3 separate regions of the Mus musculus genome follow, and all the other regions are linked to region 1. Evidence: chromatin loops called from intact Hi-C (ENCODE). Cell type or tissue: heart. All regions are shown on one strand. Links, peaks and the distances in the headings refer to the core of each region. The heading gives the core; the rest is flanking DNA. Region 1 has its middle 150 kb from the start of Psd3. Region 2 holds the start of LOC115485644 (a small nucleolar RNA gene). Region 3 has its middle 71 kb from the start of Sh2d4a.

Evidence for each region. Hi-C counts contacts between places; a loop is a spot of excess contacts. Peaks named below come from ENCODE experiments on the same cell type or tissue, not always from the same donor. Only the 100,000 strongest peaks of a DNase experiment are listed, where the experiment ranks them.
Region 2: a loop joins it to region 1, with 1.9 times the contacts of the local background. A loop is called at or near these places in 7 of 42 quality-filtered maps.
Region 3: it touches region 1 in a loop (5-fold over the local background); 11 of 42 quality-filtered maps call a loop at or near these places.

Annotation. Positions count from the first base shown.
Region 1 is chr8:68,115,854-68,126,584 of GRCm38, forward strand. It overlaps a transcript of Psd3 not described here. Among named protein-coding and RNA genes, the nearest start is that of Psd3, 150 kb to the left of the region's middle. In heart, for the core only: a CTCF peak has its summit at 1,787; DNase peaks (open chromatin) are centred at 3,798 and 5,648; H3K27ac peaks cover 859 bases.
Region 2 is chr8:68,003,775-68,014,505 of GRCm38, forward strand. Gm15991 (a long non-coding RNA gene) reads left to right here. Exons shown (of 7, transcript XR_003947558.1): 5 at 2,485-6,842; 6 at 7,816-8,280. It overlaps LOC115485644 (a small nucleolar RNA gene), which reads left to right and starts at 6,566; the gene lies at 6,566-6,696. It also overlaps a transcript of Psd3 not described here. In heart, for the core only: a CTCF peak has its summit at 6,611 (motif pointing right); no DNase peak of the experiment used is centred there.
Region 3 is chr8:68,200,339-68,211,069 of GRCm38, forward strand. It overlaps a transcript of Psd3 not described here. Among named protein-coding and RNA genes, the nearest start is that of Sh2d4a, 71 kb to the right of the region's middle. In heart, for the core only: CTCF peaks have their summits at 5,768, 6,960 and 7,756; DNase peaks (open chromatin) are centred at 6,583 and 7,013; H3K4me3 peaks cover 2,000 bases; H3K27ac peaks cover 668 bases.

The sequences.
Region 1 (10,731 bases), core at 815-8,814:
TTTGCCCTCCCTTTGCTACTCTGAATTATAAAGAAATCTAGAACCCTTAGGTCTCAGATGCCAGTCTGGTTGCTTTTCCCCATGTAACAGGGACACACAGCTATAAGATAGCCCTGGGTATTCTGCCCGTTGCTTCCTGTAGGTAGACTGAAACACTGAGGTTTGTGTAATTACTCTACAGATGATAGCATTCGTACAACCATCCAAAGAACTTTGTGTGAATGTCAAAGGAAGTGAGGAAGAGAGTGTGTTGTCATGGAGATACGAAGGAGGGAAAGTTGAAACCCATTCTGCTATCTCAACCGTTATTTATTCAAGTAATAAATCATGACATCTTTGTCAAAATCAATGTAGCATGAAATGGACTAAAAATAAACCTTGCAATCGAATCAACACTGTCTTCTGCACACCGGAATCTTCTAAAAGGGATGCTCCACTGCACAGTTAGCTCTGTCACTGCTAACATTTCTATATGAGCACTTGTGCGTGCTTTCTCTCTGTTCAAATTCCTTCTTAAAATTCAGCATTAATCACCAAGGTAGATTAAAATAGAGACAGCATAATCTACGGTACCATTTCATGGGTAGAACAGTCTCTAAACTTATGACAGGCCAGAAAAATGAACCAAGCTTGAGGAAGGAAGGAATACTTCTCAGAGAAGGGAAATGACAATTTCCTGGGGCATTAAATAGTCCAAGGCTCAGGGGTCGGTCTTCAAAGTGATTTCATTCTAGCTAAAATCTGGTCAGAAAAAGAAACATCAGTGTAGGATCTGACAGCTGGCAACACAGGCCCTGCCATTCTGTGATGGGAACTGAGGCTCCACACAACTTTTAGCTCCACACTGGAGCCACAGTGTTCCCATAGAAAGGTATGCCCTTTCTGTAGGGAACTTTTATACAATGTAGTTATCTGAGAGGATAATGAATCTTTAGAGACAAATAAGGTGTACTAGATGAAGTGAAATTGTGTTGGTTTTTTATCTCATGAAGCACTTTCTCTTCTCTTTCCAGATTCATGGATTCATAGTTACCACAGAGTTGCAAAGCCCACAGAGAGCCCAGGACATGAGCTAGCTTTATTGACAGAACCAGAGCTTTTAAAATTTAGGTTTTACTCCTTTTCTTAATCTCTTGGATTCCAGCACATATTACCTTTTATCTGATTAAAAACTTTCTACCAAAAATCTAGTGTGCTTTATACACTTGTAGTTGAAACATTGGTTTCATTTCAAGGACTAATGATATAAAAGTACAGAGTTAAAACTATTTCCTGTAGTCTCCTATGACAGGCTCTGACTATTAGAAAATCTCCTGCCTTCTGTTTCTGTCATTGGAATGTGCTGGTTAAACCTCTATTATTCCCATGTCTGTCTTGCTTATCCACATGCTGTTTCCTAAACCATGAACCCTCCTAGAAGCTGGCAAAGAAAACTCAGAAAGCTGATTGGAATTGAGTTCCTATTGTGCGAGAGCAAGGGAGAAAACACAAAGACAAAGACAAAAACAAAAACAAAACAACAAGCCCCAGAGAGTTCTGGTTTTTGAGAAACTTGAACTTAGATGACCTTTTGTGGGGTTTGTAAATGGTATTTGGGGGACAGAATTTTGTACTTACACATAGTCACTGCTATTTTAGAATACGACGTGTAAGATACGAATACTAATTTTTATATACCTGCAAACTCTAGAAATGATTATTGAGTTGTTGGTTTTCCCATACCCTCTTGGGAATAATGTCTGTTATCCTTTGGTGTCTTTAGCCCCAAGCTTGGGTGTAATGTGCACAGTTCCTTGTCCTCCACTAAGGGGCAGTATAACATGGAGTAGAAGGCAAGGTGAGGGCAGGCTCTGGCATAGACTCTGGACTTTTCCTAATTTACTCTTCCAGAATAGCCACGGGCATGTGAAGGAACTCTGCCGGCATCACCATGAGCCACAGTCCCACCTTCTCCTGACCCAGACAGCTGGTGGTGCTGAGTGATGCAATGCTCAGTTAGATTCGATAGTTCTCAGCTCTTCACCCACTCTCCCACCACAGAAATTAGTATGTTGTCAATCAAAGGCTGTAGGACATATCAGGTTACCTTCCACTAGAATATCTCCAGCTGTAGAGGTCAGGAAACAAGGCTAAGGGAAACCTGGACTCTGGGTAGATGACTTGACAGTCCTAAGCTACCAAATCCTAGCTGTGGGCCCTACCAAACTGCTAATCAATCCTCAAAGCATCGTCTCTTATCTAGGATTTGGGAATGCTCTCATAGCAGGGAGAATAGCACATGGAAGCTGTCTAGGTCACAGAGTGAGAGGACTAGAACTAACTTCTTTTTACTAGTTCCCAGTCATCCTACAACTGACGATCCAGGTGACTTGATTAGCTGCACTCATTCCTTATAGTCAGAGGATGCATGCCAACATTCACTCTAGAGCCTGGGGGCTGAAACCTCAAGAGAATCTATTTGGCTGTTTGTACTACTGCAAACTTCTTATTCTTGATATGCAATTTGTTTTCCCTGGGAAAGTTGACACAAGGACCTCAACTCTTCAACATGCACATAGGAATGAGAGGACTTTACTATATGTAATCACCTGAGATGTAATTGTTGTATTCTTCTTTACTACATCAATTATAAGATCCCACTGTGAGTCATCAGGGTCTTACCTTTTGTAGTTGACTGAACAAGAAATTGCTTAAATCAGTTTTTGTACGTTCATAAAGGTAAATTCTCAAACATGAAAATACTAAGCACTTCGCAGAATATTTCATATTGTGGGTGATGAGGGATAACCAGGGTTGGACATAGGAAAAACTATCTTTGTTGATTTAAACAAACAAACAAACAAACAAGCAATACAACAATAACAACTACCACCACCAAACACATAGCCTGAGGCTGGACCACCTGACTAATGACACTTGTAAAGCCTTTAAGGGATTTGTAGATCTGAAGGAATGGATTTCACAATTCCTCTGATAAGCTTTCGTAGTCCCATTCTCTGACTGGACTCTGGAAACACACTGCCTACACTCCATCCCTTCTCTAGTCTTCCTTAATGTCACATTTGTCTTGACTTTCCTCTTCTTCCCCTCAAGACAGATCTACTGTTAGGGCTGTAAGTCAGTGATATGGTACTTGTCCAGCATGGGAAAGACCTTTGGTTCAATGCTTAGTGCCACAAGATTTTAAAAAATGAAGACAGGTACTTGAGAACAGAAATGTCTGTGTATAACAACTACAAAACAAGGGATACTGTTGCTTTCAAGATAGGGGAAACTGAGGCTCTATTCTGATGGTTTTCTTACAGTTAGGACTTAGACTTGAGATATCCATTCCCCCTAGGAATTCCATACATTTAGTTTAGGTAGGTCAAATATCTGGGTGGGGGTGGGGGTCCATTCACTAAGGAATCGAAAATAAGACTTCTACTGCTGGCCCACATTTTTGGGCCAACTTCCAAAGCACTTTTCCCCAGAGAACTGGCCACAGATCCTAAGCTTGGGCCTATGTTCCAAAGACCAGAGGGAAGAAAATCAGCGGTGAACAGAATCAAAGTCCATAGATAACTGCTGTGTGACCCTATATCCAGAGATTGGGCTCGGATGCACAAATGTCCTGTCTGCTAAATCCCTGCAGGAAGAGAGATATAAAAACTTAAATGGAATGTGAGCTATTTCTTAAGGAAGTATGCTCCAGTTGCTTCTGCCCACAGAGAACTTGGACTCATCCTTAATTGTGACTTTGTAGGCTCTCTGACTGAAAGAGCAACGATAAGGCAGGTCGTGTGCAAAAGCAGTCAGGAGACAGGCACAGGATCCAGATGGAGCTGGCCACCTCCCAGCTCTCAGAAGGCTACTGTGAATTTCATGGAACTCTCCTATGGCTTCCCTGACAGTTCCTTTCATGTCCGCCCTCTACAGACAGCACACCTTTCTTCTAGCTCATGCCACTAATCCTCACATAGAGACTCAGTTTTACCCAATCCACACTTTCCAAATGTACAGTATAACAAGACAACCACACCACTGGGAAACGGAAAAAAAACAAAACAAAAACCTTTTAAATTCTGTTCACCCATCTTTCAAGTGATGCACTTGAACTCACTGAAGAGGATGGACATCATGAGATAGCATAATGGGAAGGGTGGTCCAGAGATGCAGGAACTTATACATCACAGCATGGGTATGATCAAGAGGAGAGCCTACAAGGGCCCAAAGGTACCCTGGATACCGCATGGGGCCACCTCTCACTTCCTGATGGAGACACAGACTCGTGTCCAGGACTGATCATCCACCTGGTGCCAGGGACCGAAGGCAGGTGAATGTGGGCTCTAAACGTCATATGTTTAAGGGGATCAGTGTTCCAAGGCTGTGCTTCAGTTCTGAAAAACACCACTCCCCACGGAAGCCCCCTCCCCATTTTCCTCAGCAAGACCTTAAAAACAGGGGTTGCTTTTAGTCTTTTTTTTTTTTGAAAGGAGGGAGAGGATTTCAGCTTAGCCACACCTTAATTCTCATATCTGAAACTAGAAATTCCAACCCCAATTTCTGAGAATGGCTATGAGAATTAGCAGACGTGAGAAAACAGCTAGTATAATGGCTGGCTCCTCTCCCCACCACCATCCCCTGTCTGTGAACCTCCTTGTAGTTCCTTCTGCTCCTGTCTTATAAAGTATGCCCTCCCTTACTCAACCTTCCTAGGCAAAAATCTTGAGAAACTGATATCCATTGTCTGCTTTAGCACAGGATGCTATCAATGGCTGGGAAGAGCCAAAAGAGTACTGTAGCGGATAGGCACCTCCGTTCCTGAGGTACAGGTGACCTACAAGAGTGGCACAGAGTCAGAATTTCCATTCTGTGCCCTGTCTCCAAAATCTAGAGAATCCCAGGTTCTTACCTTGAGAGGCACAGCAGCAGGTGGGGCCAGGCAACTCTGGCTGATCTGAATGGTGGGGCAATATCTGAAGAGCTGTGCCCTTGTTGCCAGCACTGTGGTACCTATGTCTTCTTCACAGTTCTTTGGGAGTACCTCTTGGTTTACAGTCCCTCTCCTCTGGAGTGCCCTTTTGCCCCTGTCAGCTGCATAGGACAGGGTGCTTTGTGGAACTGAGAATTCGATGGCATTCCTGGCTTCTGGGTCCATATCCCACAGGTCCCCGTGGGCAGAAATGACTGGCCGGTGCTTCCAGCCTATGGAAGGACTGCTGTTTCTATCATTCAGTGTAGGAGCTGGGCTAGCAAGCCTACATGGCAGTTGTTGTGGTAGGCCAAGTTTCCTAGAAGCAGGGACCAGGCAACGCCTACTATGTGGGGATCCACAAACCCCACTCCTCTTTACATGCAGATTCTGAGATTTCTCTGTTTCTTCCTTCTTTTCCTTCAGTGAGTAGCAATCGAAAGCAGCTGGTCTCAGTGTTCCAGGGCCTTCCCCGGGCAGGAGACTCGAAGGCGATGGAGCTAAGCCCTGCGTACATCTGAAGTTCCAGGGAGCAGAGAAGAAGCTTGCTCTGGGACTTGGGAAAATGTGTCCCTCCTCCAGGCCCCCTGGGGCTGCTGTTGCGACTGCGGTTGCTGGAGAAGGGGCGGGGAGAGTTTGGGTAGCTTGGGTTGGTGGGGGCTGCAGCTGGATGAAAAGGAAGGAAGTTTTCATCTGCTGTGGCTGAGGCTGCTCGGCCATTTCCTCCAAGGGAGCAGAGCCAGTCCTCGCCAGGGTTTCAGACCTCAGTGTCTCAGCAGCTGCAGGCAGACATGACTCAGCCCCATGGCTTTACCATCAGTCTGTGGAAGGAAACAACACACCTTTAGCACCCAGGGGGACTCTTCAATGGGCTGAGGGCCAGAGAATTGTGTTTGCTGGAGAACTGGACTCTGCTCAGAGTCACAAAAGCAAACATTGGTGGAGAACAGCATACAAGTGACAGATGTGTGTGTGTGTGTGTGTGTGTGTGTGTGTGTGTGTGTGTGAGTGAATCAAGACAGACTTCCACACCTATGTCCAAATGGAATCACTTATTTACCTTTAACTGTTCCTTCTATTGATTAATCCTAAGTTATTTTGACTATTCCTGTGATTTGGAGTATGATCTGAAAGACGGTATGTGGTTTATAAATGAAACTTTCAGCAAACATTGAGATGGACTTTCAGTCTCCTTTGCCTGTATAAGTGAGACAGTTTTGAACAATTGGGACTCTTCATGAAGCTTTGCTTTAAGGGCTACAGTAGCTTCAGGGGACCCATGCTGGTAGGTCTCGTGGCCCAGGCCAAAGTATTAAATATTATAGTTTGATGTATTGCCCCCCCAAATTCAAACGTTGCTGAAATGACTGAGAGGAGGGACTTCTGAGAGGCCATTAGAGTCTGTGTATTCCCCACCCCCAGCCCTGTGCATTTGGATCCTAAAGAGGCTTTTGGGGGAACCCAGATAGCGCTATCAGTGGCCCTTTTAATTTGTGAACTTATTGTAGCAGTGACAAATATGTCTATTCTAAGTTGTATGAGCTGGAATATGGGAAATGCAGAGAAAGAGATGATGGTCAGGAGCTGAAGGGAGGGCTGGCTTGGAAAGCCTATGTAGGAAACCTTCACAAGAATTCATTAAATATCGGAGTGGGGGGCGTCTACTAAAGGAGTGTTGGTCCTGGGTAAGAAGTAGGGGGTAAGAAACAGAGAAATCATGGTTATTATTGTATATAAATAGCATTTTGATTGAAAAGATAAAACTTTGGTGGCAAACGTTTCTCCAACTCTTCCTTCCACTTAAAGAAAACTTTTAATTGTCTCTAAGACTAGCTAATCATTCCTAGTTTACAAGTTTGCTATTGATGTAGGGATTAAATAAATAGTACGAGGTGCACAACCAATTCTCAGTAACTATTAGCTGCTCCTCTTGGAATGTACCTATACATTTGAAGCTTTGAAGAAATTTGTTCATGTAGCAAAATAATTAAAATATAATATATGTCGATATATACATCCTAATACACAAATGAGCACATGTGTATTGTTTTTGCCTATATTAGGTAGCCATTTACATATTTTTATGCTTTCTGTCTGAAAAGACAGGAAAGACTCTAAAACTAGAGGAATTACTGGTGAGAGTCAGCAGTGAATTTGGGGTTAGGAGACATAAGTTTGAGTTTCAGAGTAAACATCTATTAAGTGTGATTCACTTTGAACCTCATTGAACTTATTTATAAAACAGCAAAATAAATGTCTATCCTTCCCACTTGACAGAACTCTTTTACAGATCAGATATGGTAATCTATATAAGAATAATTTGTAAGTACAAAAATAATACATGTATGATGCATATATATATGACTATACATATATATGTATACAGTATATATATTATATATTATATAAAAACTATATATAATATATATATTATATATATAGTCTTTGTGTTGTGATGTGTTGTAATACATAGACACAGACACAGGTGCATACACACACACACACACACACACACACACACACACACACCCCTCTATGTATACACTAGGGTTATTTTTTTAAGACAAGATCTCAAATGGTCTAAGCTTGTACTAGGATGACCTTAGACTCTCAATATTCCTGCTTCCACCTCTCATCTATAATAAATAATATTATTTATACTTGTAAACTAAATAACTCTTTGTGGTTTCTATGAAGTGCTGTGGTTTCATTGCTTTGAAAGGTTTCTAAGCCAGCTTCCTATTTTCCTGCCACCATTTCAGGATTTACACAATGTAGATAGAAGTGCCATAGAACTTAAATGGCACTATGTCTCTTCTAATGGTGATGGTTTCTTTTCTACAATTCTAGAAAATTAATAAGGTTCTAGAATCTTAACTATGATGGAGAGGGAGGATGTGAGTATCGAAGTACACTGTTCCCTCATTTCAACTCATGGTAACTTTCTGAAGTGGGCAGAATGGCCACTGGTGATACAGAGAATGTATGGGAATATGGAGTGATTTGCTTCAAGCCATGTAGTTAGTGAAGACATAAACTGATCCCTCCATCCAGGCCCAGATCGTTGCATCCCTTTCTAACTGGAAGACCTCACGTAGACTGTGTTCAGCCTGTGCTTTCTGTGTCTGATCCCCCAGGTCCTGCTTCTGCTGGCCTGGAAGCCTCATACTCTCTAGGTTTGTTTCCCAAGTGTCTTAGTCAGGGTTTCTATTCCTGCACAAACATCATGACCAAGAAACAAGTTGGGGAGGAAAGGGTTTATTCGGCTTACACTTCCATGCTGCTGTTCATCACCAAAGGAAGTCAGGACTGGAACTCAAACAGGTCAGGGAGCAGGAGCTGATGCAGAGGCCATGGAGGGATGTTCTTTACTGGCTTGCCTCCCCTGGCTTGCTCAGCCTGCTCTCTTATAGAATCCAAGACTACCAGCCCAGAGATGGCACCACCCACAAGGGGCCTTTCCCCCTTGATCACTAATTGAGAAAATGCCTTACAGTTGGATCTCATGGAGGCATTTCCTCAACTGAAGCTCCTTTCTCTGTGATATCTCCAGCTGTGTCAAGTTGACACAAAACTAGCCAGTACACCAAGCATTCCTAGAAACATTGCATTCCATTTCAACTCAAAGGAGTGATATTGTGCCACCCAGTTCATATCAATTTTCTCAGAGGGTAGTGTCCCCTGTTGGTGTTCTTACCTCTATTGGAACCCCCTGGAGTTCCTCAGCTCAATTTGAGTCTGCTTTGCTGAGCTTTTATAACTTGGCAGGATCCAAAAGTGGTAGTATCTGGGAAGCTAGTATCTTGAAAACTCCCCATCATTAAGGATAAAAGAATTATATTTGGAAAGTGATTAGAGAGACAATGCAGAGCTGGTGCTGGGTAAAGGACTGTGAAAAGGTAAAGGAACAGGCAGCAAGAGCATAGGGTGTGGGAACAGAATAAAAGATACAACGTAGGAAGTCAGAAATGCAAGAAGCAGCACTGAGTGCTGCTACTCACACCTTACCAAGAAAGCTTCAGATATCCAGGATATCCAGCTCACGCTCATGACACCCTCCCCCCACCTCTACCAGTGTGTTCACACTCCTTTAGGACTAGAGCTTCCTTCCCCAGTATTAGATACTGTTAGTTTCTTCTAGTGACTTTGATGTTAAAGTGATGCAACTTGATAATGATGGTGACCATAGCTACTGTCTTGGTCTCATTGGTCTTCTATTTAAAAAATGTCATAGATCGGTTACTTATAAATAATTAAAAAGTTAGTTTCAAGGAGAAGTCCAAGATCAGGGTGCTGCCACATTCTTGACAGATGACTTTTCACTTCAGTCTCACGTGATGGAGAGGGTAAGGACTCTCTCTCTCTCTCTCTCTCTCTCTCTCTCTCTCCCTCCTTCACTCTCTCCTTTCTCCCACTAGTGGCACAACTACCTCTCAATGGCCTGCTTCCTCTCTCCATCACCTATGTCCCCAAGAAGGTGGCATGTATTCCATTTTGTATCACAGGGTAACTGCATTGCAGACTGCAGAAGATAAAGCTGCTTTTCCAAAGTGATGCAGAAATTAAGCAGATGCAGATGATGCAGAAATTAAGCAGATGCAGATGAAACAGGCACAGGTCTGTTAGGCTCTAACAGCTGCTCCTTCCATACTGATTCGCTACATGTTAGCACATCTAGGAGCTACTTTATTTGCCATGGATAGAAATAAGAGATTTGGAGAGAGTCTTTTAGGAAAGCAAAAATTTCACACATCCCTTCCTAAGTCTCAGGGGACATCATGTTCTATGACTCCTCAACCTCATGCATATTCTTTCCATATTGGCTGGAGTGGCTTTCCTTTTTTTTTTTTTTTTTTTTTTTTTTGGTCCCTTCTCAAAAGGCAAGTCCAACATGTCATCATAAATGACACTGTGTCTGGTGCCCCCCTTGCTATGATCATTTATGGAAGGACCAGATGGCAACTCTTGGAAAATATTTTAATTAGGAAGTCTTTCATCTCCATTCTGTTTCTATTTCCTTTCCCACCCCTACCCTACCCCATGCACACATTGGCATCTTCTTAGTGAATCTTTGCATTTTAGGTTAATGTGTGCCCACCCTGGCATCTGATCACACAGGGCAATCACATTTGAAGTAAGTGGGAAAATGCTGAGACAGACAGGAACACTGGGCCAAAACGAGATTCAATGCTCTGTTCTGTGTCACGTGCAGATGTCCAGGCTTCACACCCATGTCTTCTGGAATTCTTTAAATGTAGGGGATAACGGGTTTTAGCAACAGAAGTCCCACAGCTTAGAAGAGGTGAGCAGCCCTTTTCTACAGAGAGAGCCTGTGCTGTAGGCCTGAGAGTGAGGATAAAGGACCAAGGTGGCTGTGCTCCGTGTCACCCAGACTCTCTGTCCTTCTCGTGCCTTCTAAAGCACCAGGTTGTCCCCGGTGACTCATTTCACATAGTCGTGAGTTTCCTGGAAACAGCTGTCACAGAACTCTGTTAGATAGATAGGAACTGCTTTAAAAAGCACAACTTATGAGTAGTTCGGAGAAACAAGGGCACCTTTCTGTTCAACTTGGTTATAACTGTAATTTATTATGTGCATTCTCCCAGGACAAGTCATTCTCACTGGCTATCCAATTCACTCCCCATTAGGCTACAGGGTTAAAGCAACCAAGCTCCATAGAATTTAAAAAAAAAATTAGCTTGGATTCTTTTTTTTTTATTAGATATTTTCTTTATTTACACTTCAAATGCTATCCCGAAAGTTTCCTATACCCCCCA
Region 2 (10,731 bases), core at 1,902-9,901, 110 kb before region 1:
CAAACTTCTAAGTCATGAGTCTATGTCTGTGTATCTCCAGGAGGGTATTGGGAAAATGTATGGTTGTACGTAAGTGTCCAGGTTACCTTTCTTTTTCTGAGATAAAATACTTTAATCAAAAGCAACTTGGGGGAGGAAAAGAGTTTTTTTCAGCTCAAACTTCTAGACCATGACCATAGTCGCACACCTTTAATCCCAGCACTCAGGAGGCAGAGATAGGAGGATTTCTGAGTTCAGTTCGAGGCCAGCCTGGTCTACAAAGTAAGTTCCAGGACAGCCAGAGCTATACAGAGAAACCCTGTCTCAAAAAAAAAAAAAAAAAGAGAGAATTCATGGGAGGAGCCAAGGGAAAACCACGTAGAAACACAGCTTCCTGGGCTTATTGACTTGCTATAACTCAGCTAGCTTTCATACTCCCCAGGTCTACCCACTAGAGGTGATACAGCTCAGAATGAGCGGGGCCCTTCACATCAATCATCAGCCAAGATAACCTCTCACAGGTGTAGTCAAAGGTCTATCAAATTAGGCAATTTTATTATTATCCTTATGATTACCATCATCAATATCACATACAGGTATTTGCCTGCATACGTGTGTGTGTGTGTGTGTGTGTGTGTGTGTGCCCCATTTGCATGCCCCGTGCCCCTCAGAGGCCAGAGGGGGCATTATCCCCTAGAGCTGGAGTTACATATGGTTGTGATCCACTGTGTGGGTGCTGGGAGCTGAAGCTAAGTTCTCTGGAAGAACACCCACTGCTCTTAACCTTTAAGCCATCTCTCCAGCCCCAACCAAAAAGGTCCTCAATTGAGCTTCCCCTTTCTTCCCAAGTGACTCTTGGTTGTTTTAAGTTGGTAATACAAACTACCCAGCCCAGTGAGTATACACAGTCATAATTTAAAGTATACTTCTCCATATATCATGATCAAAACTGTTTAAAATACACTGATACAAGGGAGTTCTCAACATTCAGCACAAATTAAAATAGTCCATAGCACTTATTAAAACAAATGTTTCTTGTAATGCACACAAGAGCTTCAAATTCAGTTAGTGCAGGGCCTGAAAATGTGCACTTCCTCCCAATATTCCAGGTGACGCTGGTGGTCCGGCATCACACGGCCGGCAGCACAGCTCCTGATAGGTCTGCTCTTCATATGTTATTGTATGTAAGAATCAACTGGCAGTCGTCCTGTTGTGTTTGCAGGTCTGATCTGATATTGAGCGGACCACAGTTTGAGTGCCTAGACTCGCAGGCTCTGAAGCTGAGAGTGAAGCAGCATACTCAAAGCATACTCAGACTCTCACACAAGAAAAAAAAAAATTTTATGGGCTGCTCTATCTAGAAATAACAGCGATGAAAGTGTCTCAATTTAACAAAGCACTCCATATTTTGGCAGTTATGGGGACACCTTCATCCAGGCTGAAGTCAAGGCATTAATATCCATCCGCTTTGCTAAGTGAAATAAAACGCACTCTCCTGCCTTCCATTATCCTGAGACTGTGAGCTCTGCTGATTCTGCTCTCCCCATGCTAATGCTTTGAAATCTTCACCTAGCTCTACAATAATTGTAGACCTCTGAACGACTGTATTTGAGATAATCAGCTTGATTAAAGACATGCATGATTCAGTAACACGCTTTTCAATCTGTATTACTCCTTGAATAAAACTTACTCCTTTTGATTTATCACAATCACTTAGGAGCACAAATCTCTTCGATAAGCATACAGAATAGGGGCTAGGATAAGCTCAGCAGTTAGCGTGCATGTTTCGCATACATGAGGGCCTAGGTTCAAAGCCTGACCCCGAAAATGTAATTTAAAAGGCAGTAAAGGACTTATAACTTGATTTGGGTGATCAGGACTAAAATCCAGTTTTGCTACTCTTCAATTAACATAAATGTCTGGACTTCCGATCCCCTGCTATATAAAAGCGCTAAAGAATCTGGATAGCGGACTTGTTGACACAACCCTGATCTTGGCACTCAGGAGGGCTAAGAAGTAGGTAAGCCAGTATTACAATGTACATCTCTAATTTGAAATCTGAAACTTTTAGGAACTAAGAAGACACACAAATTCTACCTCATGTCACAGAACATAGTTGAAATGAAGGCACAATAAAAACATCATATAAAATTTCTGTCTGGCTACAAAATAGGGGAGGGGAAAGAAAACAAAGTAGAAAACTTCATAAGTAAAAGTCACTTTCAGTGAAGTGGGCAGAAAACGACTGGGGCCACAGGAGTGGTGGAGGGGAAGGAGAATGGGCCTAAAGCAGCACCATGCACTGTATTGTTCTAATTATCTCAACTTCAATATGATTTGAGAGTCAGTTGAGTATTCCAGAGCTCTTTGGGCCAGAAGAGATTAAAAGCTAAATTGAAAATAATAAAAATAATATTTCACAACTCCCTTTAAGCCAACACTTAATTCCAACATTCACGTCCACGTTCAATCCTGTTTAATCCCTTCTGTTCCCTTTATCTGCAGAAGCTGAGTCCACTGCAACAGGGTACTGTGTGCAACAGGGTACTGTGTGCAACAGGGTACTGTGTGCACTTACCAACAATTGCCGTCAGAGAGCTGAAGATTGGAGCTGATGCTGCAGACACTTGGTTAGGTGTTCTTGGATGAACTGTATTCTGAACAACCCATGTTGAAGCCCTGACTTCAACCACAACTGTATTTGGAGGTCATTACAATGAGATCAGCAGATTAGGTCTTAAACTAAGGTAGCTGGTGACTTTCTAAGAAAACAATATGAGAGACACAGAGAGATAGCCAAAACAAAGACCACGTGAAGACAAAGGGAGAAGGTGCCATCTGAAGCCATGGGAAGGGACCTCAGCAGTATCAACTCAATAGTCATGGACTGCTGATTTTTAAACACAGGAGACAGTTTAGTTCTACTGCATAAGCCACTCAGTCTGTGGTATGTTAAGAGCCTAGCAAATACATCAGGGAAACCTGGAGTAAGCAAAGGCAAAAGAGACGTTGTCTAGAGTAGACAAATGGTAAGTCAAGGTTCCCTCTCGGGGTTCTTAAAATCATTACCAGAAGAACCTAAGAATGGACTCAAATAGAAGCTCAAAGACAATGTTACTAGAGTTTGCCAGAAAACCCCCAGGGCAGCCCAGCTATAAACTGCAGAGGCAGCCCAGAGGAGGAGAGGGGAGGGTGGGGGGAGCATTCCATTTAAGCTAGCACAGAGGTCAAGAAGCAAGCAAGGTGGGGAAGGAGAATTTAGAGAAAGAATAAGGAAGCTCAAAATGCTGGGGAGAGTCCAACGGGTTACAGAAAGCATGTTTGAAACAGATAAAGAGGGAAAGGGGAAATCAGGTTTTCCTGGATACTTTCTATGTGGCTAGATTTACTGTTCTGGAGGAAGAAAAATTGGAAAAAGAAATGGTCAAATTGTTCCACCTATCTCTTTAGCATGCCTTAAGCTGACCTCTCTTTCCTGGGAATGGTCCCTGGGCCAAATAAATAAATAAATACATACATACATACATACATACATACATACAAACAAACAAACAAACAAAATGGCCAGACGTGAACTGAAACGTTGGTCTACACCCAGGCCAGAGCTTCTGCTCTCACTGCAGCACAGTGACAGAACTGTAAGCGCGAGGTGTTCCCGTTCCTAGAATAGCAGTAAGGATGAGGGGCTGTATCCTTATAGGACTCCGCAGACAGCAACGTTTATATATAAAATTATAAACATGTAATTATGAAAAGGGCCATGATACTTTTTAAGCAAATAATCTAAGAGTTAGGGTTAGGGTTAGAGAAATCAAAAGTTTGGAGAAGCAAAGAACAAATTCAATCCGTACTCAGACCAGAGGAAGGGGAGTGGGAGTCATGTGTTTAAACTCATAAAGAGGAGTGCAGGCGTCATTAAATTAAGTTGCAGGACTCTCCTCTATGATTCAAGTGGGCCTTAAATGCAATGACAAGTGTCCTGGGGAAGCAAGAGAGACACCAGACAGAAACTTTGTGACAAAAAAAAAAAAAAAACCACCAAGAGGGGCTCACAGAAAAGATGGTAATGTTCCTGGCTTTGCAGTGAAGGAAGGGATCCAGAGCAGAGCAGGGCATCTGCAGTGCAAGGAAACATTATCTCCTGGAGTCTCCAGAGAAGCAAACTCTGGTGCTTGGGAAGAAGGGGATAACCACTCCCTACAACTAACTCTTCCCTTTTCCCTCAGTAGGCTAACTGCATCTTCCCAAAGTCAGTAAGGACATCGAGCTGGGACAGGAAGCCTCTCAAGAGAAGCTAAAAGCATCCAGGAGAACAGTAGAGGAAGTGAGAGGCTAAATCCTTCACTTCTGAGACTGAAGAGATGAACATCAAAAGAAAGGGCTAATGCAGGAAAGGGGCCACAGGGTCGGAAGAGGTGCAAAGAGCGGTAACCCTGCCTCTCAGCTAGCCCTTTTGCCGGCTTGGCTGCCAGTCTCTTTAACAGTGTGAGCAAAAGAGACAAACCTGAATCCATGCCCTTTTGAAAAGCCCTGGAGGTCCATTCTCATTTTCCTACCAGCTGCTGTCTACTGACTATGCCAACTTCCTGAAAGCAGCTCCCCTGGGCCAAGGGCAAATGGACACTCTGCTGCTCCCTGAGGGAGGTGGAAATCAGAGCCTGTGCACCAATGGGGAGAGGAGGCAGAAGCTCCAAACACAGCCCAGCCACACCACCTTTTATCAACAAGCATGGAAAGCTGTAGAAATCATATGAAAATAAGCCTGTCACAGACCCAAACACACCTTCCACTGACCACCTTAGCTTAGACCTGCTTCAATTGCCTTGCAAGAGTGAAGATTATATTCCCTCTGCAAGGAACTGAACCTACCTTGGATACAATTCTAACCTGTAAGACAGTAGAAGCTTGCTTTATTTATTTATTCATTTCTTTATTTACTATTCAATCCTTTACTCATTTACCTGTTTATTGAGAGTGTGGTATAAAATGTTAGGAAGATAAGATGCTAAGCATTCGTCTAAAACAGCTTTCTATAAAACAAAGTCAAGATACCAGAATCAAGTTTTCCTCACAGCTTGCTCTGTTAAAATGGCAAGTGTCTAGCTCACTAGCTGGGGAGCTTCAAAGAAAGGCTTTAAAAGAAAATTAACAACCAAATACTATTAGCTCACAATATCCCCTCCTCCGCCTTTCCCACCATTTCACAATTAGTAATGATTGATGGGTGGGCCTTGGCCAGCAAATGAGCAGGCCCAGTGAGTCAAGTCTCTACTTCACCTATCTGTCTTTACCTGCCCAAACTTACCTTTTTTTTTTTTTTTTTTTTTTTTTTGGCTGCCTCAAGCTCTGGGTCTATGTACTGATACATTAAAATTCACAAATAAAGCAAACGAAATTAAGGTTCACATTTTAGAAAATCAAAACAAATACTCTTAAAATTTTGAACCTGCTTGCTAGACTCCTGGTTGGCAAGGAGAACTCTAGAGCCATCCATCCACACCACATGCAGTGGATGCTCCTGACCCTATGCTAAGCTACATGAGCAAGGAATGCTGGGACTATCCAACAGCATAATCAGAACCCATGAAAATTCAAGGAGACTCTATGATGTTTATAAATGTTCCTCAGTGTATTATTTAATAAACAGGAAGTGGCAAGGCACTGAAAACAAGCAATACGCACAGAATGTTGTAAGAAACTCCCCCCAAAACAGCATCTATATGGTTGAGGCAAAGAGGGACACCAAAAAGAACACTAGGTCCGAAAAACAGAAATGAACACAAAAATGATACCAAGACTCAGGTAAACATTCATTATTCGTGGCCTAGATGAATTGCTTATCAAAATTTTATTTTAAAAATATATAGATAGCAAAATCTATTATGTGGGTACTTCTGTTAAATACTAAAAGTTACATTAGTAGTTCACTAATAAAATCATTTCTTCAAACTGCCCTGGTAAGGTTTTATTATTTTAGTTTGCTATTACTGTAATAAACACCATGACCAAAAGTAACTTATTTCCTCTTACAGCTTGTAATTCATCATGAAGGGAACTGGCAAGGTCTCATGGCCAGAATCTAGAAGCAGGACCTGGGGCTTGGATCACGGAGGAACACTGCGTAGCAGCTTGCTCCCCGTAGGTTGCTTAGATTGCTTTTTTAAACAACTAAAGGGGTGAAAGGGCTTTGAGACAGTAACTTTACCTACAGCACCAAGCAGCTCCCTCCAACTGTATGGCTTTAGCTGTACAAAGACACAAACTACCACTCGTAGTAAATGCTCACATACAAGTCATTTATTGTAAGCCACAAGGGTTAAACTTCTAAGAAACAAAATGCTTGTTAAGAGTAAATACTTTCTGAATTTTGTTTTCTGAATTTTAATAATTTCGTTGCTTGTTCTTTGAGAATTTTAGTTAATGTATTTTATTAAAGACATGCACACACACCCAGTCCTCCAACTCTTCCCATAATCACTTTCTCCATCTTCCCATCCCTTTCCCATCCATCTTTGCGATTTCTTCCTTAAATTAAAAAACAAAAACAAACAAACAAACAAAAAAACAAACAAACAAAAAAACCAACCCTGCCCCTAGAAGCACTGTACGTGTGGCTGCTGTGTCACCGGTGTGTCAGTAGGTGGCAGAGAGGAGACAGGCTGTGCCTAAGCTCAGTGTTCTGACCTTTGAACAGCTGAATGATGGTAGCCTGACATTCCCTGAAAGTGAGACAACCACCAATGCAGCGCCAGGAAGGCCCAGATGCTCCCAGGACAGGGAGCAAGCTGGAGAGCAAAAGAGCCCCACTGTGGTGGGAGTGAACCAGAGAGCTGGCCGTGGCCCTCACCAGCTACAGCACTCAGGTGAGTGGGACCTGCACCTCACCTGGGCAGCACAGTAGAGCTGACCCTGGGTGTGTAATAAGAATGGAAGGTGTGATGAGTAGTCATGAACATGTAAGAACTGACCCTGCCACTTGTCTGCTGTGCAGGGGCATAGGCAAGGGAGAGATATACCCAGTCCCACCCTTCTCCACCTACAGCAAACAGGATAGCAGGCCCTGAGGTCATTAGAGCAGGAGAGCTGGCCCTACCCCTAACCAGCTGCAGCACTTGAAAGAGCAGACCCTGCACCTTGCTCGGGCATCAGGGTAGAGTTGCCCCTGGTAGCAGGGGCTGCTGCTGAGCCAACCCCCAAGGGCCTGAAAGGGGGAGAGCCAAAGGGCTGTAAAGCCCAGATCAAGGAAATTGGCCCACCACAACATCTTCCCCATCGATGAACTGGTGGAGTGTATAAAGGGACCAGTCCTACAGAACCAAAACTACAGGACCTCCATGACACAGGGTCAACAACAGCCTATCTGAGAGGAGGCCTAGTGAGGTTCCAGCATTAATAGAGTAACAGAAGCCAGAAGCCTCGTACCAGACCAAGGGATCATTGCAGTAACATTTGCAAGCAAAGAAGTAAGGGCAAAAGGTATACTGTGGGACACACTGTGACACACCACACTTCCACAACAAGGTTTTTTCTATGTTGGGGGGGGGCAGTTGCAAGACTGGAAGGTGGGTAACAGAGAGGGGGAGTTGACTCTTTTGTCCTGTTCTCAACACCCCTGCTTTTTTAATTCCCATTCTGATGTCTACTTCTATTAGTTCAATTGTTTTTGGTTTCACATAAAAGTGAGAATGTACAGTATTTATTTTTTCTATGTACACCTGGCTGATTTCACTTCCTCACAAAACTGCAAGTATACACAACTATGATTTGACAATAATTTCCAAAAAAAAAGTGTAATTTTTTTAAGCAGATGATTCTTTCAAGAATCTTCTTTAAAAGTTTCAGATTCCATTTGTCCAGTCACCACTTCAGGAATGCCATGCTGTTCCCTGAGGCTTTAAGAAGTCATCAACTTCACCCTCAGAAACAAAGGAGCCAAGAGTTGAGCTTAAGAAAGCAAAGGCAGAGCAAGGCATCCTGGGGCAGAGCTTCTATGCACTGCTCACGCTAAGTGGGGAGCGTGTGGGCAAATGCACCAGGATGAACCATCTGGGACGTCAACTACACCCAACTACCAGGAGAGTTGCTGGAGAACTAGCAAGCACTGTGACCGAACGCCTGAGGCTACCTCTTAGGCATGCTGAAGTCTGAGTTATACCTATTCATTCTGGAGCTACCAAAGGTTCTAAAAGGCCTAAGAGACAGCAGTGTAGCTGAGGACATAGAGCAAAGTCCGTCCCTTTGAAGCCACATCCACCTCCGCATTACAAGCTACAACCACTAAGAACCTGGACACATGTGTGGGTAAGCTAGCATTTCCTACTTATTCTGAGTATCTTAAAGCCGTTCACTGTTTTTAATCAATGGTTTTACATTTGTATTGTTAGTAATAATAACAGAGATGAAACTGCTCTGGAATCATCCAATGCAAGGGATGTGACAACACTGGAGAAACAACCCTTGCTACCTAAGACAAGTTATCCCCACAGTGAATTGTCAACAGAAGTACATGAGCTAAAGAACAAAATGTAAATGCAAACTGTCAATGCTCTTAGACACAGATAGAATAAATGGCTCATAGCTTTTATAAAGTATACAGCCAACTTCACCCTCACCCCAATCCTGCCATCTTAACTCTGCAGATCTTCTGAGAACAGAGGTTTATTCATTTGACCTGTGCATCGATGGATAGAAAACACACACACACACACTCAATGTGATAAATTATACTTCCCAGGTTTAGACTTTTAAAAGTGTGTCATGTTTTACTGAAGATACTGTGCTACACAGTTTTATATCAACTTGACATAATCTAAAGTCACCTGAGAGGAGGGAACCTCAATCAAGAAAATACCTCCATAAGATCAGGCTGTGAGCAAGCCTGTGGGACATTTTGTTAATTGGTGATTGATGGAAGGGCCCAGCCAGGCCATGGGAAGCAAGGCAGTAAACAGTACCCCTTCATGGCCTCTGCACCAGCTCCTCACTCCAGGTTCCTACCTTGTGTGAGTTCCTGTCCCAACTTTCTTCAATGATGAACAATGATAGGGAAGTGTAAGCCAAATAAACCTCTTCCCTGCCAAGTTGCTTTGGTCATGGTATTTTTATCACAGCAATAACTAAGACAGGTGTGGTTCAACGAACATATTTTTACCAAATCTTCTTGAGATGTATTAAGACTTGCTTGTACATGCTAGAAATAAGGAACCTGACTTATGTCAGAGAAAAATAAAAGCAGAGCTCCAAATAATTCGATTACAAATGAACTTTGGAAATCCATACAAAGTGTAAAAATTTCCTACAAATTGTACTGATAACCATCCATTATAATAAAATATGGCTAAACGAAATTAATAGCTTTGATTAACTTGCGACCAAAGATTCTTGGTATGAATCTGATTACAAATCCTTAATGTGCTTTAAGAGCAAATTAATTAGAACTGTGAGGGGTGTAGCATCACTGGAGTATAATTCTACTGTATGGAAAACAATAACCCAGCCAACATAGTCGCAATCCAGAAGGCAAAGTTTTTTCAGAATGACCAAAGTAGACAATACTTTTTTAAAAAAAATCTAAGATATCATTCATTACCTTATACTTTTCTCAAAAGACCCCCCATGGTGTCTTAGATATGAGAAATTTTTGTTATTTTATAACTATGCATATGTATACATAGACTCTGGCTGAGGCTATGGCTCTGGAGGAGAGGGAAAGGGAGAAAAGAAACTAGAAGGTTAAAATCCTAAAAGTAGATAGAAAGGGCCGAAGATTCAGAGTACAAAGAAAACCTTGATCTATCAGTAATGTGTTGAATTTTCAGTATGCTCGTGTATTAGTTATATAAGTGAACTTTAACCTCTAAGAACAAAACCTCGATAACAGAGTATTGAGAAAGGATACCAACTAAACACTGGATCTTTATACATGCAATCAACCTTATGCAGTCCTTCAATCAAATATAGCTAAAATTTCCTTACTAGTAACTGACCAATATTTGCTCCCTAACCCGGAAGCAAGCAATGTAGGGCATGTATGCATCAACCAATCCACAGTGCATCTGTCCATCCACCCATCCATCCATCCTACCATATCACAAAACCGGTCTGGTCTGGGAAAAAACAGCAAGTGAAACCACTTGTTTTATAGCAATGCTTTTTTTTTTTTTTTTCCATTTTTTATTAGGTATTTCGCTCATTTACATTTGCAATGCTATACCAAAAGTCCCCCATAGCCACCCACCCCCTCTCCCCTACCCACCCACTCCCCTTTTATGGCCCTGGCGTTCCCCTGTACTGGGGCATATAAAGTTTGCGTGTCCAATGGGCCTCTCTTTCCAGTGATGGCCGACTAGGCCATCTTTTGATGCATATGCAGCTAGAGTCAAGAGCTCCCGGGTACTGGTTAGTTCATAATGTTGTTCCACCTATAGGGTTGCAGATCCCTTTAGCTTCTTTGGTACTTTCTCTAGCTCCTTCATTGGGGGCCATGTGATCCATCCAATAGCCGACTGTGAGCATCCACTTCTATGTTTGCTAGGCCCAGGCATACTCTGACAAGAGACAGCTATATCAGGGTCCTTTCAGCATAATCTTGCTAGTGTATGCAATGGTGTCAGCATTTGGAAGCTGATTATGGGATGGATCCCCGGATATGCTAGTGTCTACATGGTCCATCCTTTTATCTCAGCTCCAAACTTTGTCTCTGTAACTCCTTCCAAGGGTGTTTTGTTCCCACTTCTAAGGAGGGGCATAGTG
Region 3 (10,731 bases), core at 1,058-9,057, 85 kb after region 1:
TTCCTCATACTACCAAATTCCAAAGCCCACGAAGGCACGGTATGTTTTACCAAGCTTAGCTTCCCCACCTCTCTCATCCTGCCCTTTGGAAAGGAGGGGAGATGCTTTGTCCATCATAAGGCAAGTGTGAGAGGAGCCCATCAAAGGACTCAGCAGAGGCTAGACCCTCTGCATCATAGAGCAGCTGAAGAAGAAAAGGATGATGTCGGAACTACATCACCTTCTGTCAATGCTTGAGTACGGATGCAAACTTTTTCCTTGGGTCAGTGAGTGCTCATAAATAAGAGTGGGAAGGATCATTTGCAAAACTTTTACAAATGTTTTCTTGAGCCTGATTCTAGGGTCCCTATTTCATTTGGGCAAAAAGGATGTATAATAGGCCTCAGTCAAAAGTGTGGAGGGGAAAGATGTTGAAGATGACGGCAAAGAAAATCAGCGTCCACTTTAATAGAATCTAGCTGGGGGTACCCAAAGGAGTATTTCTGAAATCATATTAAAGTCCTCGTATTCTCCTGAAGAATCAGCTGTCAGAATCCAACATACCTAGAGAAAACCTATAACAGACTGTAACTAGCATGCCTAGAAAGAATGAGGACATTCTAAACACCTATCTCTTGCTATCTGGACTATTGAAACAAGGCTCTCAGACTTTCTTGGAATTTTTCCCCTGAATTTCATGCTGGGAGAGTAAAAAGGTTGACTGACACCTGAGGCTAGCCAGAGGGAGAACCTGTCTCCAGGAAAGGGATTTCTCAGGATAGCAATGAACTGACCTATCAACCCACCCTGCAGGACACTCTGGAGCCTAGACAACTGTAGGTCAGCGACCAGCTGCTTAATTATGCATTTCTCTTGCCTTCTGTTTAAACTTTGCCCTGATATAATGTAGGACTGTGAAAGGAAGCCTGGTTCCTGGTTGAACTAGGGCTAGAAACCCCAGTGACCCTAAAGGGACGGAAGGCATTTGGTCTTGCTTGTAGGGAACCAGTCTCCTGGCACGATGCTGCAGCCCTCCATAGATTTTTGGCCATCAGTCACGTAAGGGCAACATCCTAAGCCCTTCCACAGGTAGAGGATGTGACCTGTGGTCACATAGACTCAGACAGATCTCCATTTTAATGAAGTACCTAAAGGTATTGGAGGCTTAGCCAATAAATTCTTCTTTCCCAGACACTCCCCCTGCAAAAGTTATTTAACCTCAGGCCCGCCCTGAGAAGTGGGGTATGGTTTTACTCATCCACTTTCCAACATGACAATAAATGTCTTAAAACCATGGACTGTCTCTTTTCATCGGGATCCTCAGTGGGGAGCAATGGAGAAGACTTTTGCCTAAAGAGCTGCCATCTAATCTCCCATAGAAGGCCTCTTTTTTTCTCCCAACCATGGCCACCACCAAGCCCAAACCCAAGCCAGCCCGCCAAAAAGCCAAGGACTCATCCCCGAGGGACAGCTGATGCTCTTGCTTTCCTCCTCGGCTCTGAGCTAAATCTAGCCCATGGGCCCCACTCTGTTCTCAGCTCTACCCGTATACCAGAGGTGCTCCCCAACCCCTGAAGCGGTGTCCAGGGACTTTCCCATAGCCTGACACCTGCCTGGCAACCTCTTGAGGTAATCGCAGTCAGAACTCCTGTGTCCAGCCTCTCCTAGCGACTGAGATCTGTGGTGGAGCAGACACGGAACCACCAACCCTACAATGTAAGGCCTTGAGAGATGGATGGATGGATGGATGGATGGATGGATGGATGGACAGGTGCACAGGCTGTGAGAGTTGGAAGCCGGCTTGTACCTGTCTCTGAATCCTTCTGCCTCCTTTCCCAGTGCACCTATACTTCTTTAAACTTCTTTCTCTGTATTTCACTATTAATTTGGCTCTTTCAATTATCTTACCAGTAATGTGTGGCCACCCCTGGCTTATTATAACTGCTAAGGACACAGATTCTCACTCTGTTAACATTTCAAACTTGGGAATGGACATCTTGAAGCTTTGGTGTTTTCTCTTCTCCTTCTGGTGTGGTGTGGGGTCGTTTGGCAAACAATTGCAGGTTCTAGTGCATCATTTCAGGGAAATCATGGCAGGAATTCAAGCAGCTAGTCATAGCACATCCATTGTCAAGATCAAAGAAAAGATTTATACATTCTTGTTACTAGTTTTCTCCTCTCTTACAGTTTGGGATTCCCCGCCTAGGGGTCAGTGCTGCCCACAATGGACTGGGTCTTACATCAATTAACACGACAATTCCCTACAGACGTGCACACAGGCCAACCTATTCTAGATAATTCCTCATTAAGACTCTTACTAAGTGAGTCCAGGGTGTATCAAGTTGACACTTAAAACTACCAGTGCAACACTGAGTGGGCACCCAGGATCGAGGTAATGGATCCAGAAATTAGGATATATTAAATATTATATACCATATATCATGTATCATCCATGTATCATATATCATATATATCATATATATTAAAAGTTAGAAAGCACAAGAGATAAATTCTGTGTTTCCTAACCATGTCTCTAATTGTTTACCTATGCTGTTGTATTACCTTTCAGTCACCATAACCATGGCTTGTTTATCCAGAGTACAGACAGAATGACAGCAGAATCAGTTCAGTTCATCACAGGGCCTTCTTGTCCACCTGTTTCTGGCTCTCTTGGTGCCTTCTTCACTTCTGGAATGCAATATCCCTCTTGCTTTTATCTTCAGTCGTCCATCACATACCACCCAGTTTTCTTTCCTCTAATGTATTGCTCCTAGATTCTGATTCTCCACTTGTGCCTTCATTTTGCCATCTTAGAGTGACCCCCAGCAAACATCCATTCCTCTCACAGTCAAGATGCTTGTTCACCCAAACTAACCCAATTGCAGTCTTGTTCTTTTCTCCATCTCCACTTCTATAAAGCACCATGAACATTCAGAGATATGTGGGCACATGTCTGAAGGAAACCCTGGCTTCAAAGGCAGCTTTACTGTGAAAGTTTCTCTCTTCTACTTATGCAAGCTCCTTTGCAGAAGTTTTAAATTTCTAGTTTCTAAAATTCACAAAATTTCATGAAATTCTCATGTTTTTTGGGGCCTATTCAAGGATGTACCCTCTAGAACACAAAAGCCTCCCCACACTCCTAGTGTTGCTCTGGCTTTCTTAGGATCCCATCCTGAGAATCTCAGTTCCTTCTTTTGGGGCACAAAGGGTGCCCTCAAGAAGCTGAGGGGGTTCCTTCTCTTCCCCCCATCTCAGGGAAATGAAAACCTCCAGATAGAGAGAGACAAAAATAATATTCCTTGATGGTGCAAGAACACTTCTTAAGAAACTTGAACTATCCCAACCACAGAAGTCTACCAATCAGTCCCTAGCCCTGCCAGCCTTGGTGTGCTCTTGGTTCTCCTGTCTTTTATCCTGTCCTCTTACCCTCCTGTGGTTGAGATAGTAAGCCGGCATTGTGTCTCCATTCTACACAGTGGAATTTCCTAGTATTGCTATCCATTGCATGAATCATATATTTATTCGCCTTAGGACCAGACATGGTATGATGCGAGGTTGCGTTATTTCAAGTTATTTTTCCTGATTATTTATAAACTTACATTATTTTATGAGGTGGCTCATCAGTGACATTTCTTGCTGTTGGCAACTAATCTACATGGAGACTGGATACTTGATATGTCTAGTTAACAAGTTTCTTTTTGGTATTTTATAAACTTCAGCAATTTCACATTTAGATATTTCTCGGTTGGCAGGCTGAGGACAAAGGACATATAAAAGCCAACTTAGTGGGTTTGACTGTAAAGCTACAAGGAATTAAAAATAGGGAAAAGAAAGGTTTCTTTGTGGGTTTTTATTGTTTTTTTGTTTTGCTTTGTTTCTGTTTTTGTTTGCAATTCTGCTTTTGAACTTTAAATTCCCAGCTTAAAATATATATGGTATCTTGGTCTCATATTTCTATCACTTATAATTTTCTTTATAATTGACTTATCAACAACTGAATGCTTTTCAATGATTTTATCTCTTTAACACTGACACCATTATCACATAATGCAAACAAGCAAAAAATTCTTTTCTATCTAATTTATTAGTGTATCTGAATTTCTTGGCAAAAGATAGACATAAGATTTCTAAAAAAGAAATATCCACCAAAGCAGAAGAGATGTTTCAGTCAGTGAAGTGCTTCCTTTAAAAGCTTGTGAACCCCGGGAAGACACCAGTCAACCTGAATGCCTGGGGGCTCTCAGAGACTGAGCCACCAAGCAAAAGAGCATACATCAGCTGGACAGAGGCCCTGGCACATATGTAGCAGATGTGCAGCTCAGTCTTCATGTGCCATCCCCCTAACAACAACTGGAGCACGGGCTGTCCCCAAAGCTGTTGTCTGTCTGTGAAATCCATTCCTCTACCTGCGTTGCCTTGTCTGGCCTCAGTGAGACAGGATGAGCCTAGTCCTTCAGAGACAATTGTGCCTGAGTGTGTGCGTGGGTTACCCAGGAAGGTCCTGCTCTCTCAGAGCAGAAGGGAGAATGGTGGAGGGATTTATGAGGGAGAGACCAGGAGGAGGCAGTGATTAGGATGTGAAATGCATAAATAAATTCATGAAAAAAAAAAAAAAAAGCTTACAGACCTGAGTTTGACCCCAGATCCCATATTTAAAAGCCAAGTGTGGTGGCATACACTAGTAGTTCTACCCTAGTAGATAAGAACAAGGCAGGCAGATACTGGGGCTTGATGACAAGGCTACCTATTATTCAAGTTTCTGTCTCAAAAAATAAGATGGACAGCTCCTGAGAACTGACACCTGAGGTTGTCTTCTACATGAGATTGTACATGTACTTCCCCCGCCGCAAACACATGTGAATACATACACAATGCCATCCTTCACACATATGCCCATAAAAAGTCTAGGTACCCAGAGTCAACATCTAAGAATATATTGAAAGAACGGCATAGTTTGCAATCATTAACCTTCTTAATCTTGTCAGGCCACTGAAACTTTGACTTCCATGGCAGGGTAGAATGAGGATGGTAAAGTCAAGAATATTTTTTTATGATCCTTTGAAGGAAAACGTTTGCCAAAACAGTCTAGTTAAAAAGTCCCCAAGCTCCTCTGTCACCGTGTGAGAACTCTTGGCTTTACAAAATCCTGGATATGGAAAAGATAGAACTTCTCAGGACTCAAACAACCCCCACCCACGGAGGGAGAGTGGCACTCTGCAGCAGTGACTTACCAGGCTCAGTCTGCCAGCTCCTTGGAGAAGTTCCTCTTTGGGATTCAGGCTGTGCCTGGAATTTAAAATGCAGAATGCGTGAATGGCTGTTTATCTCAGCAGACTTCACAACAGAGCGAAAGCCCGGTCTCTTCTCTCCTCAAAAATCTTCAGATTATTTTCTTCGCCATCCTCCTCTTCTGCACACCAAGTCGTGAATGAGAAACACATGGTCTTGGCTCCCTTGTCAAGCAAATAGTGTGAAATGTACACGCAGTCAAGCAAGTTAGGAATCCCCAACTGCAAAGGGACTCAGGACCTCTTTCTTCCTTCTTTCACATAGATAGAACCGACTTGGTTAGCTCTCTGATTATATAAATTTATGAATGAAGTAAGATTTTTTTAAAACCAGAAGTACTAAATGCAGAAAGAGATACCTCTGAAGAGAGAGCGATAGAGAAAGAGGAGTCCAAATCTAGCCAGAGGGTAACTGGACCTTTTGGCTCGCACAGCTACGACCCAAAGCACACTCCAGGAAGTGCACGGGTTAGCTAAAGTTAGACAAACAGTGGCCTCTTACGGAGCTCCCGATGTCACTCTGATTACAGTAGGTTTAGTTAAACTGCAGTGCCAGAGAGCTGCAGTAGAAAAACCCATTTTACATTTACTTCATTTCTATAAAGCAGATCAAATATCCTGCCCAGGACTTGTTTCCCTTCACTTCTTTGACATTTTGAAGATGCAAACATAGTATATATAAGGTTCAACTATTAAAAGGTTACAATCAGCATGAGGCTTTGTTTTCCAAACCCTGCTTGCTTCCTGTGTGGAGAGATAAGCAGGCAATCTTACTGTGTTTGTGTTCACAGCCCCCAATGGGGATAAAAATCTCGTAACTGGGAAACTCCTCCACCTCTACATGAGCAGTTTTGCTTATTCGGAACCTGACAGATCCTGCAGGAATCAGGAACATTAGCTGGCAAAGAGTTTGGGCTCTTCCACTCACAGCTGTGTTCATAATTTCCTTTCAAATGTGAACATGGCCAAGGAAATGGGGAACAAACCTGCATACGAAAACTTCAACAAGCAGACCCGAAAGAAAAACGAAGGGCCACACCACAACTCTTTCTAAACTTTACTTCAGGACTTTTCCTGGAGGTGTGCTACATTTGGAAGGAGCATCCTCAAAACAAGGAGCAGGGCTAATGCAGACAGGGAGAAGAAAAGAAACATTTGGAGAAAAATTCTCGACTTGGAGGAGCTTGAAAATAAGTGAAATAAAAGCCACATCAAGAGGAAGGCTCCCCTTGTCCTTGTCGGGCGTGCTCATCCGTCAGAGATAGTTGCCATGGTTTTCACTTCAGGCTGGATAGTGCAAGGTCATGCGAGGTAGCGCACTTAACGGAAGTCTTGAGGTCCAGTGGTAGTTTTACAGCTCAGCAGTCCCTCAGATGAGTGGTGGCTTTGCGCTGTTAGCGGCTCACCAAACAGGAAGGAAACAGGGGTCCTCATGAATGAGCATCAATAATCAAAGATGTGCATGATTTTGCCTTTCAATTATTTTCCCAAAGGCTCATGTGTGAGCTCGTTTCTTAGAAATATTTTCTGTTAAATATGAATTGACGACATTAACTCCACAGAGATTTTGTGGTGCCCCTGGATGGATGATTTTGGTTTTATTCGGTAATGCACATGCATTAGAGTGTTTGCTGTCCTGACGGCAAGGACAGGAATTCTAGCAGAGCTCTTCCGGAGGTTAGCGGAGCCCCCTCAAGTATTTTGTGAGGTATTGTTTGCATCTGGGACATAGCTGTGTTCTTATCTGCTTCCGGAGTTGATTCTCTATTTATCTGAGCTGTAAACAGCTCCCAGAGGTCAGCCTGCCTCTGAAGAGAATGCTGGTCCCTGGCTAGTCAAAGCTACATCTCTGCTATGTTACGCTGAATTCCCCTTTCTTAGCTGTATCCTCCATCTGCTATAGAGGTCACCTCTCTTTCTCTGCCATTTCTCAGAATCCATCCATTCAACTCCAGCTTTTGAAGGCCAGTGGGAAATGAATTTATGCTCTCTACTCATTATGTGCTGTTTGCTTTGAAACCTAACAAATCTAAAGACGTTGAGTACTGTTTTCCCTAAATATTTTATCACCATAAAAGCTAAATAAAGGCTCATTATGGAAAGTTTGTATTTCATAATTTCAGACATGTATAATATAATATAAATGAGTCACAGAAGCACCCAAATCATCTGCTCTAACCAGCCTTTTGCTTTATCCACACGTTTATTGTGCATATTTACATTTATTAGTTCTTTAAGAACTTTATACATTGTATTTTGATCATATTCACCTCTTTTAAGCTCCTTCAACATCCATTGTACTTCCTGCCCTCCCAACTTCATGTCATTTAAAAAAACAAAACAATACACGGAGCTCAGTTTGTACTGTCCACAAACTCTTGCATGTGCAGCTTACCACTGAGCATAGTAGACTTCCCAGAGGCCACAACATTAAGAGGAACCAATTCTCCCCTTCCTCTAGCTACCAGTGCCTCTGCTGGTGGTGGGTGGGATTTATGCCCACCCCTTCCATGATATGTAGATAGTTTCGTATCTGTTTTCTTCTTGCCACCCACCATTATACTATTATCATTTACACCCTCATAGTCATCTAATACAGTCTTTTTTAAAAATATTTTTTATTATTATGCATTTTCCTCAATTACATTTAGAAGGCTATCCTAAAAGTCCCCCATACCCTCACCCCCATTTCCCTACCCACCCATTCCCATTTTTTTGGCCCTGGCATTCCCCTGTACTGGAGCATATAACGTTTGTGTGTCCAATGGGCCTCTCTTTCCAGTGATGGCCGACTAGGCCATCTTTTGATACATATGCAGCTAGAGTCAAGAGCTCCTGGGTACTGGTTAGTTTATAATGTTGTTGGTAACAAAAGAACTCAAATGATATGTACTCACTGATAAGTGGATATTAGCCCAGAAACTTAGTATACCTGAGATATAAGATACAATTTGCAAAACACATGAAACTGAAGAAGAACGAAGACCAAAGTGTGGACACTTTGCTCCTTCTTAGAATTGGAAACAATCACCCATGGAAGGAGTTACGGAGACAAAGTTTGGAGCTGAGACAAAAGGATGGACCATCTAGAGACTGCCATATCCAGAGATCCATCCCATAATTAGCCTCCAAACGATGACACCATTGCATACACTAGCAAGATTTTGCTGCAAGGACCCTGATATAGCTGTCTCCTGTGAGACTAGGCCAGGGCCTAGCAAACACATAAGTAGATGCTCACAGTCAGCTATTGGATGGATCACAGGGCCCCCAATGGAGGAGCTAGAGAAAGTACCCAAGGAGCTAAAGAGATCGTCTAATACAGTCTTAATTGCATCACAATACTCCTGATTTAACCCTTCCCCCATTGCACAGCGTTTAGATATTTTCCAATTTTTTTTTTGAAATTGTAAATAATGTTGTTGAAAGCATCATCTTTCATGCCATTCTAAAACTGCTTTTCTTCATTAGCTGTGATGGGTTCATGTAGCAGTCTTAGGTGTGAACCAGGTTTCTACGCCCTCTGCATTAGGATTCTCTTGCCTCTATCACATCTGTCTTCCTGAGAGACCCAGAAAGAACACATCGTTTACCTGCTAGTTATAAAGCACGTGAACTTGGTTCATTTCTCCACTTCCTTCAGCCCCTGTACTCACACACTGTCCTGCCCTTTTAACTGTTGTTCTGTAAGGCCATTTACTCCAATTTCCTTCTACCACTCTCCAGATTCTTCCTTGGTGTCACACATGAAAATCACCCAGCTGACCTCGAGGACCTGCTTTGTAGTCTTCTCTGCCCTCCATTCTCAGATCCATCTTTTGTTAGTTTGCTCTCTGTTTCAAAACTCTACGACTCTTCTATGAAACCTTACATGAAATATCACCACACAAAGTGCCACATCTCCTGCTATTTTTTTCTTTGCATCTATGCTGTCTATTTGTCTGCAATCCCATCCCCAGATTCCTGTCTTCCTTTTATTTCCATCTCATTCCAACATGGTTTTTCTTGCTTTATGTTTTAAGCTTTACTTAATCCTTTAGAGCACAGTTCATACCTTATCTACTCTGTGAAACAGAGTGAGTTTCTGTTACATTCAAAGTTGTGCAACTTGAGTTCAATTCTCTTGGCCATTCTTGCTGGGTGATTAGGGGGGAAAGTAAGAAATTCCATCAAGCCTATTTCTGCATATGCAAATAATAATGCCCTGTGTACCCTTGTAAGAACCTAGGAAGAACTGAATATGTGTTACAACATTTTGGCAAGTTTAATGATATACAGATGAAAGAAAATGTTGTCTACTGTATCCATTAGTATCTGTACCTTTGAGTCATTTCAATATCTAGTTTTATACCATATATTGTAGCAGTTAGGATCATTTCTGTTTTCATGATCTTCAAATTATGAATTTGATTTTTGTCTGTCTCATCATATTTGCTCTTGTATTATGTGTGTTAATTTTTCTTGCTCAGCTACGAGATTCTAAGTGCACTATAGTATATTTCCTTATAGTATGCCTATAAACCCCAGAGCTCAATGCCACACATTACCCTAATGACCACCAGTTTAAGCTATATAAATTATAGCCGGCAAGATCTAGGTAGAGTCACATTGGGATTTAAATCTAAAAAAAATATCCTGTGAACCTAGCCTTCTGGGAGGTTCTAGTAATAGAAAAATCTTGCACTTTGGGGAGTTTTTGGAAGTCTAAAATTAAGATTAGCTTGCACTCTGTGTAAGCTATGAAAGCTATATATGAAAGTAGATTCTCCATTTAAATCTTGCCTCTTGGGAATATTCCATAAATTATTATAGCAATTCCCCCTCTGTTACATCTACTGAAGCCAGAGGGGGAATTTAGACACTTAGGAATGAAACCATTTCCTTAGTGGTCTCCATCAGAAAAGTCAATGCTGTGTTGTTAAAGACTGTATGGTCATACCTTCTTTTAGATTACTTATTTAATCTATGAGTCAATTTTTGGTTTTATCTAGTTACTTATGACCCAATGAACCTTTGCATCTATTAGGTTAATACCTAAAATGTCAGGTATAGAATTAGTGAACGACAAAGAGGCTAAGGTTAGACTTAGAGTTCATGCTGCATTTAGGTTAAAAACTAGGGCTATGGTTAGGTTTGTCAGTGTTGGGGCCACAGTTTAATTTAAGATGAAGCTGAGTTTTAATATTAGGTTTAAAGGTAGGATTAATGTCAGAGTTAGTGTTGGCATTATGGCTAGGTTTAGGTTAAGGCTGTGTCTACATTCTCTATTCCAAACGATACTCTCACTAAAAGATATTCTGTAAATTTTCATCTAGTAGGGTAAAAGCCATGTCTTATAGTTTTGCTTATTTTCTTGGGATTAGTATAAGCACTTCTTGGGGAAAAGATTCATTGCATAGTATTCCTCAGATTAGCTGAAATGATCACTTTTCCAAAGATGGCTAGGGTATTTTTAAAACTCTCC